3 separate regions of the Mus musculus genome follow, and all the other regions are linked to region 1. The links are chromatin loops, found by intact Hi-C in ENCODE. Cell type or tissue: gastrocnemius. All regions are shown on one strand.

Region 1 (2,500 bases):
TTCGTTTTGTTTTTTGAGACAGAGTTTCTCTGTGTAGCCCTGGCTGTCCTGGAACTCACTCTGTAGACCAGGCTAGCCTTAAACTCAGAAATCCACCTGCCTCTGCCTCCCGAGCGCTGGGATTAAAGGCGTGCGCCACCACGCCCGGCTAGGGAAGCAATTTTCAAATTGCATTCTCATTGACTTTGGTTTTCCGAGACAGGATTTCTCTGTGTAGCCCTGGCTGACCTGGAACTCACTTTGTAGACCAGGCTGGCATCAAACTCAAATCTGCCTGCCTCTGCCTCCCAGGTCGTGCACCACCACTGCCCGGCTCTCAGACTTTTTTTAGACTTTCTAAAGCTCTCAGCCTTATAACTGTTCTTTCACGTGTTTAAATAATTGTTTGTATGCATTTCTTTTCCTTCAGGCAGCCCAGGCTGGCTTCCAATTCACTAGGTAGCCTAGGCTAGCCTTGCACTTTCTGATTCTTTTTCCTCTCCCTTCTAAGTACTGAGGCTGCAATTCTTAGCTGCACACCCAGTCCTAAAAAGAAACTTCTTGAGGAAGGGGACTAAGAGTGATGGAGGAGGCGGCGCTCATAATGTCAGGAATTCTGGGGACAATGGAAGCATAAAGGCAACAGGAGAGTGCAGTGGGTTTTGTTTTGTTTTCACCATGTAACAGGTAACTAAGAATTGACTGGAGGTCAGCACTCTGAGAAGTGCTGGAGAATGAAAAGTATGCTTGAAGCAGATGTCAAGATGCTATGCAAAGGCAGAAGAGTCTCTTCTAACTCAAACTTGAGGCTCTGAGGCTGAGCTTCCCGGCGGCCCTGTGTGCTGGGAATTCCGAAATATATATTCCAGAAGTGAGTCAAGTCATGGAGAAGGCAAGATTTCAGCATAGGCAAATTCATGTATTTAACTTAATTTTTACCCCCTCCTGCTTAGAAAAATAATTATATAAGTGTGGTGTGTGTGCGTGCATGCCGAGCGTGTTTTTAAAAATGTCCTCCTGCCCGGTAGTGGTGGCACACGCCTTTAATCCCAGCACTTGGGAGGCAGAGGCAGGCTGATTTCTGAGTTCGAGACCAGCCTGGTCTACAGAGTGAGTTCCAGGACAGCCAGGGTCACACAGAGAAACCCTATCTCGAAAAACCACCCCCCCCCCAAAAAAAAAAAAAAAAAAGTCCTCGCAAAAAGCCTCTATTTCCCTTTCTCATCGCCCATCCTCCATGCTCGTTGAGAGGAGGAAGATGACATTCATCCTCCTACCGGCAGGGGGCGATAGCCCGCGCATCTTGAGGCCTACAGCCACTCTTTCTCACGTCGCTTGCGTGCTGGTGGTGCTACATACTGCGCATGCGTACGTGACTCCGGTCTTTTTCCCCCTTAGCGCGGCCGACTCTGCAGGTCTGCGTGGAGCCGCGGTTGCGGGTCTCTATTCCGCAGGATGGTGAGTGGGCATCTGGGTCTCAGGCCCGTGCGTGCACCGGGGTGCCCCCTCCTCTCGCGGATGCCCGCTCGGGGTCGGCTCGTGCGACCCGGGGGGCAGATGGCATTCGATTCCCGGCTCTGCGCCCGCCGTTCCAGCGTGGCCTAATGGCTGCCGGGTGCCAGCCGGGGGAGGGGCCGCGGCGGAGGGTGCTCGGGACGAGGCTTCCGAGTCCGGCTGCCAGCCGCAGTTGTCTCCGGGGTCGTCAGGAGGCCGTGCCACGGAAGCCCGAATCCCTCGGCCTCGCACAGAGCCCTGAAGCCGGGAGTGTCTGTCAGTGGAGGCCGTGGCGCTGCTGCGTCCCGGAAGGGATGTGGCGGCCCCTGGCTCTTCCTGGCCAGAGTCTGGCCCTGTTTTCAGAGATTTGCTGAGATCGGACTTGAGAGGTGGGGTGCAGCTCTTCATTTGCGAGGAGTAATTGTAGATCGTACTCTGCCATTTGAGCCCGGTTTAGGCAGGGAGGAAGTGAGCGCCGAGTGGTTGAACTTTCTCGGTGAGGTGTGCAGTTGTCGGCACAGATTGGCTCCGGTGTAGGTGATACATCCCGGCGGTTTGGCGTAGGGATCGATCAGTGGTACAGGAATTGAAAGATTGTTTAAAGGCAGTACGAAAATGTCTTTGTACCTGCAAGTTGTAGTAAGGAGCCTGCAGTTGTGGATGGAGCGACTTGGGTCGGTGCCCTATTCCGCCCAGCCATCTTTACGTGTTTTCTGAGGCTTAGTTAGGTGTGTTTGGCGAAGAGAACCAGTGCAACAGCAGTTCTCCATCTGGTTCTTAACCCATCTGTCAGATATTTGTATTAACGATGAATAACTACAAGATTAAATTAACGAAGCAGCAACGAGATTTATGGTTTGGGGAAGGGTCACCACAGCATGAGGAACTAACCTTATTAAAGGTTGAGCACTGCACAACAGCGATTCTTGTTTCCGGTCAGCTTAGAAACATGCTATAGAAGTTGACACTTGTAATAATTTGCTTTTGAAACTTGGGCATGATTTTGTTACATAGTTAAATAAAAAAA
Region 2 (2,500 bases), 300 kb before region 1:
CAGTATGGCTTAAGGAGTGATCTTGAACCTACTGTACCAGAGAAACTTATGAAAACAATAAGAAATTTAAAATTAAAGACTACTGGGACTAGAGAAATGGTTTGGTAGATAAGAGCAAATACTATCCTTGCAGAGGACCTGAGTTCAATTCCCAGCACCCAGATCAGGTGGCTCACAACCACCTGTAACTCCAGCTCTGAGTGGTCCTAACGCTACGGCTTCCATGCCAGGCACTTATACTCATATATACCCCCTACCAACACACATAAACAGACATGTACATGATTTAATATGCTTTTAAATACAATTTACTAACGTTTACCTTCATACATATGCATGTGCCTGATGCCCATTGTGGGCCAGAACAGGGCCTGGGTTTTGAGAAATGAACCCAGGTCCTCCGCAAGAACAAGTGCTCTTAACCACTGAACCATCTCTCTAGCCCCTTATGCCCCTTGTGAGCGAGGGTCTCTCTCTCTCTCTCCATAGCCCAAGCTGTCCTGGAAATTTACCATGTAAACCAGGCCAGCCTCAAAATCAGAGACCCCTCTGCCTTTGCCTCCCAAAAGTACTAGGATTGAAAGTCACCACCACCATCATCATTATCATCTAATCTACTTTCCTGATTTTTTGATATTTACAAGTCAAAAAAGAAGAAGCAGAATTTAGTTAAGATAAATAACATGAGTGACCACAAAGTAAAGATACTCTATGCCCTTCCCATATATTTAAAGGTGTTTTCGGAGAAGTACTTACACATCTTTTTATTATGCTCTGAAGTTCCTCCACAGCCATTCCTAATTATTTTCCTAATTTTGATGCTGTAATGAACTAATACAAAAAAACCCAGTTAATTGTGTGATACCATGTAAATTATGTTTCATAAACCGTTTCATTCTGAATTATTAGACAACAAACACAATGTAAAGTTTTATAGGTTAACTGCTATTACTGAACGTTACTGTGTTAGCCTAATGAAGCATTTTTAAAAGCCCCTGATATAATGCCTAAAGAAAGTAATTTTTAAAGAATGACGAGTAAAAAAATAAAAAGAGCCCTAGAAAGAACTACTAGAAAAGCCTTTGTTTAAAAGGAAAACAAAAATCCAAATTGTGGACCTGGAATGAAAAATCTAATCATTAAGTAATTTTTTTAAATGTCCCATTGACAAAAACTGGAATCCAACATAATTAAGTCACCCAAAGAAGTTGAAGATTCCGATGCCGCCCACCCCATTCTCCACAGGATCTCCCTCCTCACATAAACAATCGTCAGTGAGATCACCGAGTATCACGAAAAGGAGGCCAGCAGCGAAGGTCCTTGCCCCGCAGGCGCGAACAGGAAAATCACACCCTACCGCGCCTGGCTGAGGCGAAGGGAGGCCATTTCTCCCTGCTCCTGCAGGGCAGGGTGTCCAGGCTCCAGCACCTCCAGAGGCCGAGCAGGAGAGCCGCGTGCGGCGCAGGTCCTGTTCGGCGAGCCCGATCCGCCCGACCCAGCATGTCTACCTACCCGCCGATCCACGCGCCTGCCTCTTGCCCTCCTCCTCCTTCTCCACTTCAGGTAGCGCAGGCCGCACTCCTGGCCCCGCCCCCGGACCGGACCCTCCCCCTCCGCCGCTCGCCCCGCCCCGCCCTGGGCCCGCCCCCTCCGCCGCTCGCCCCGCCCTCCCTGGGCCCGCCCCCAGCCCGGTTCCGGGCGAAGCGTGAGGAGGTAGATGTGCTGTCCCGACCCCCTCTTCTGACCGCATTTCCCCATGGCTGACTCTGCCGTACCTTGCTCTCTAGGCCCAAGTACCCGGGCTTCCAGCACCCACCGAGATGCTACCGGTACGAACAAGAGCCACCGTCCCAGGCTGGGACCCTGAGACCTTGGTTTGAGTACCACGCACGCGCGGGCCTCTTTCTGAGGCTGCGCCGGGGAGAGCGAGAACTCCGGGTGGATGAGGCCCAGAGCTTCCCAACGCAGGCTGTCCTAGTGCCTTCGGGGGAGGAATCCCACACTCTTACACAGGGGTTTTAGGATCTACCCGTACGTGGGAACAAGTGGCCAAGGCAGGTGGTGGTCAGTTGCCTTGAACCTTGGATTGCTTTGATATCTGGTCTCTGAGGTCTCAGACTCCTCTCTTTAGGCAAGGGAACAAACATTTGGGAGACTGAGCAATGTTTATTCTAAAGGAACCCAGTTTAGAGAGTGTTTTAAAAGCACTTGATTAAAGCGCATCCGATGAGAAAGAGTCCTCGAAGAGACTGCCGTCATGAAAATGTAAAATGTAATTAATTTACAGAAACAATTGAATTTGCTTCCTGTTTAGCCCCCCCTTTTGTTTTTGTTTTTCTGGGGGGGGGGTTGTTTTTCTTTTTTTGTACACATCGAAGTTGGAAATGAGATGTGTGAGAGAAAAGGAAATGGTGCCTACAGTGTGATATTTGGGGACTACTCTGCTACATCAAATGCATTGGCACTTGACTTTTCTCTCTTCAATTGTAGGTACTAAACA
Region 3 (2,500 bases), 300 kb before region 1:
AAACAGAAATATCGAATTTCTACTAAAACCAATAAAGTCTATGATATTACTGAAAGGAAGGTAAGTTCAGAGCTATTGAAAGTGGCAGTTAATTTTTAAATGAAATTGTACAAAACTTTAATTTTTTTACTTTAAAATTTGTCTGTTAGAAAATAGCTATATTTACAGGTTGTTTCTGTTAAAAGCTAAGGTACTAAGAAAATTTCTTGCTTGAGCTTTAATAAGACTTGAAGCTGGGTGTGGCAGAGACCGGAGAGTCAAGGGTTAGATTTATTCTCGGCCCTGCAGCAAGTTTGAGGCTTCTCTGGGCTACCTCTCTAGCTCAAAAATGATTTGAACATTTGAAAACATGAATACATGCTAGTATAAATGCAGACAAGTAAGCCGTGGTGACAGGGATGAGCCAGGAGCAGACTGATCACACATATGAACCCTGCATGTCATAGGAGGGATGGGTTTGAGCAGCTAGAGGCAGCACAGTTAGTCATCCTGATAAAAAAACGTGAGAACTGCTTATCCCAGCAAAAGCAGGTTTGAGAAAGGCAGGGCAGACCTCTCTCAAAACTTGGGCAGAAAAGTAGACCATATATGGAAAGCTGGTAAACTTTCTTATATTAAATTTAGAGATTTTGTCCATTATAAATGAACAAGAGAAAGATGTAAAGTTGTATTTTCTAAAAGTTGATAGCTAGAAAGTGTAGTCTAAGAGGAAGGCAACGTAATGGAAACTTTTATATACTAAATACAAATGGTTAATGAACATTCAAAAACGCATTCAGTCTTTTCAGTAATTGGAGAAAAAGCCACTCTAAACACAGTGAGTTCGTTGTACAACTCACAAAGATGAGAATGAAGGCTAGTACATCCACCTTTAGAGCCTGTTTTGGAATCTGTTTCACACCATGAAGTGGAAGAAGGCTGGGGTTCAAACCCAGAGCCTCTTACATACTAGAAGGGCTCACTAATGCTAAGTACAGTTACAAGCCCAAAAATGTATCACATTCTTCATGAACAAGCCTTCATATTCTTTGTTATATGCCTTGAAAAAATTGCTGAGCTATGTGTACCAGGGTAAATGTATAAAAATATTGATAACTATAAAATATAGGCATAGAGTAGAATGATATTCTGAGTTTAAAAAGAAGGTAAGTGTTATAGGAACTTTGAAGACATCAAGTGCAGAAAACTAACCCAAAAGGACAAAGACTGCATAACCGACTCACACAAGGTTCCTAAAGTAATAATTTTTATAGCAGAATGAAGCTTATCAAAGAAGGTAGGAATAAAATGTTACTGTTTCATGGGTGTTATTTCAGTTTTGTGCTCTGAGAAGAATTCCAAAGATATATACTGAAGAGTTGTACAACAATGTGAACTTATGTCATTGAATGTACACTAAAACATAGTGATATGGCCGGGCGTGGTGGCGCACGCCTTTAATCCCAGCACTCGGGAGGCAGAGGCAGGCGGATTTCTGAGTTCAAGGTCAGCCTGGTCTACAGAGTGAGTTCCAGGACAGCCAGGGCTATACAGAGAAACCCTGTCTCAAAAAACCAAAAAAAAAAAAAAAAAAAAAAAAACCATAGTGATGAGTAACAGGTGTGTGGCATTGCCTCTGTCCCAGCTCCCGAGAGGCCAGGGCAAAAGAACTTAGAGTTTGAAGCCCACTGGGCTACACAGCAACCCTCTGTCTCAAAAGAAAAAAAAAAAAAAGGATTAAGAGAGCAAACTTTGTATGTATTTTAAAAGGAGATATCTCAGGAGTTTAATGCCATGTGTTCACAACCTCAGCACTGGAGGTTGGAGACAGGCAGACCCTGATGGCTCACTAGCCAGTCAACTGAGCCAAAAGTGGAAGCTCAGAATTCAGTGAGAGAGACCCAGTCTAAAAACCATGAGGAGATGAGTAATTGAATAGCACACCCTGTTACCCTCCAGCCGCAGAGGTGAGTGCTCACACAGACACATAGGTACTGCTTGTGTACATGAGTGCACACACAGATACACATGCCATGTTGGGCGCCACCTGTTGTGGGAAATATTAAAAACGTCAACCCACCATGTCTCTTGCCCTGCTAGTCCGTATTCCTGCTCTAGTACCAGTACTGGTGGGCCACAACACTATGTCCTCATGACCACGTGGAAAAGATGTACCATATGCATGCCGGGCGTGTGTATACACATACATGCCCTTGTATACAAATTAGACAATTAAAAAAGTGAAAGTATTAAATGTAGTCTTTAAAAACCATTTTTTATTAAGGTTATTGTTGTGGCTCACACTGAAATTCCAATACTTGGTTAGCTGAGGCAGTAGGATGCCACAAATTCACAAATTCAAAGCCAACCTGAGTTACACTGTGAGTTTTGGGCCATCCCAGAGTACAAAGTGAGATCCCATCTCAAAAAAAAAAAAAAAAAAAAAAAAAGCTTACAGCATTTACATGGTAGCAAAAACGTCAAACTGTTCAGTTGTACATAAGTAAAGAATACCGTATAC

Evidence for each region. Hi-C counts contacts between places; a loop is a spot of excess contacts. Peaks named below come from ENCODE experiments on the same cell type or tissue, not always from the same donor. Only the 100,000 strongest peaks of a DNase experiment are listed, where the experiment ranks them.
Region 2: it touches region 1 in a loop (27-fold over the local background); 3 of 42 quality-filtered maps call a loop at or near these places.
Region 3: it touches region 1 in a loop (3-fold over the local background); 23 of 42 quality-filtered maps call a loop at or near these places.

Annotation. Positions count from the first base shown.
Region 1 is chr5:107,899,210-107,901,709 of GRCm38, forward strand. Rpl5 (ribosomal protein L5) reads left to right here and starts at 1,319. Exons shown (of 8, transcript NM_016980.2): 1 at 1,319-1,437. The coding sequence starts at 1,435. In gastrocnemius, a CTCF peak has its summit at 1,270 (motif pointing right); DNase peaks (open chromatin) are centred at 1,304 and 2,083; H3K4me3 peaks cover 1,516 bases; H3K27ac peaks cover 1,170 bases.
Region 2 is chr5:107,596,032-107,598,531 of GRCm38, forward strand. It overlaps Glmn (glomulin, FKBP associated protein), which reads right to left and starts at 1,608. Exons shown (of 19, transcript NM_133248.2): 1 at 1,513-1,608; 2 at 757-831. The coding sequence starts at 795. It overlaps Rpap2 (RNA polymerase II associated protein 2), which reads left to right and starts at 1,665. Exons shown (of 13, transcript NM_144911.3): 1 at 1,665-1,829; 2 at 2,491-2,500. The coding sequence starts at 1,757. In gastrocnemius, a CTCF peak has its summit at 1,440; DNase peaks (open chromatin) are centred at 1,606 and 1,865; H3K4me3 peaks cover 1,779 bases; H3K27ac peaks cover 1,486 bases.
Region 3 is chr5:107,603,827-107,606,326 of GRCm38, forward strand. Rpap2 (RNA polymerase II associated protein 2) reads left to right here. Exons shown (of 13, transcript NM_144911.3): 5 at 1-60. Among named protein-coding and RNA genes, the nearest start is that of Rpap2, 7.4 kb to the left of the region's middle. In gastrocnemius, no CTCF peak of the experiment used is centred here; no DNase peak of the experiment used is centred here.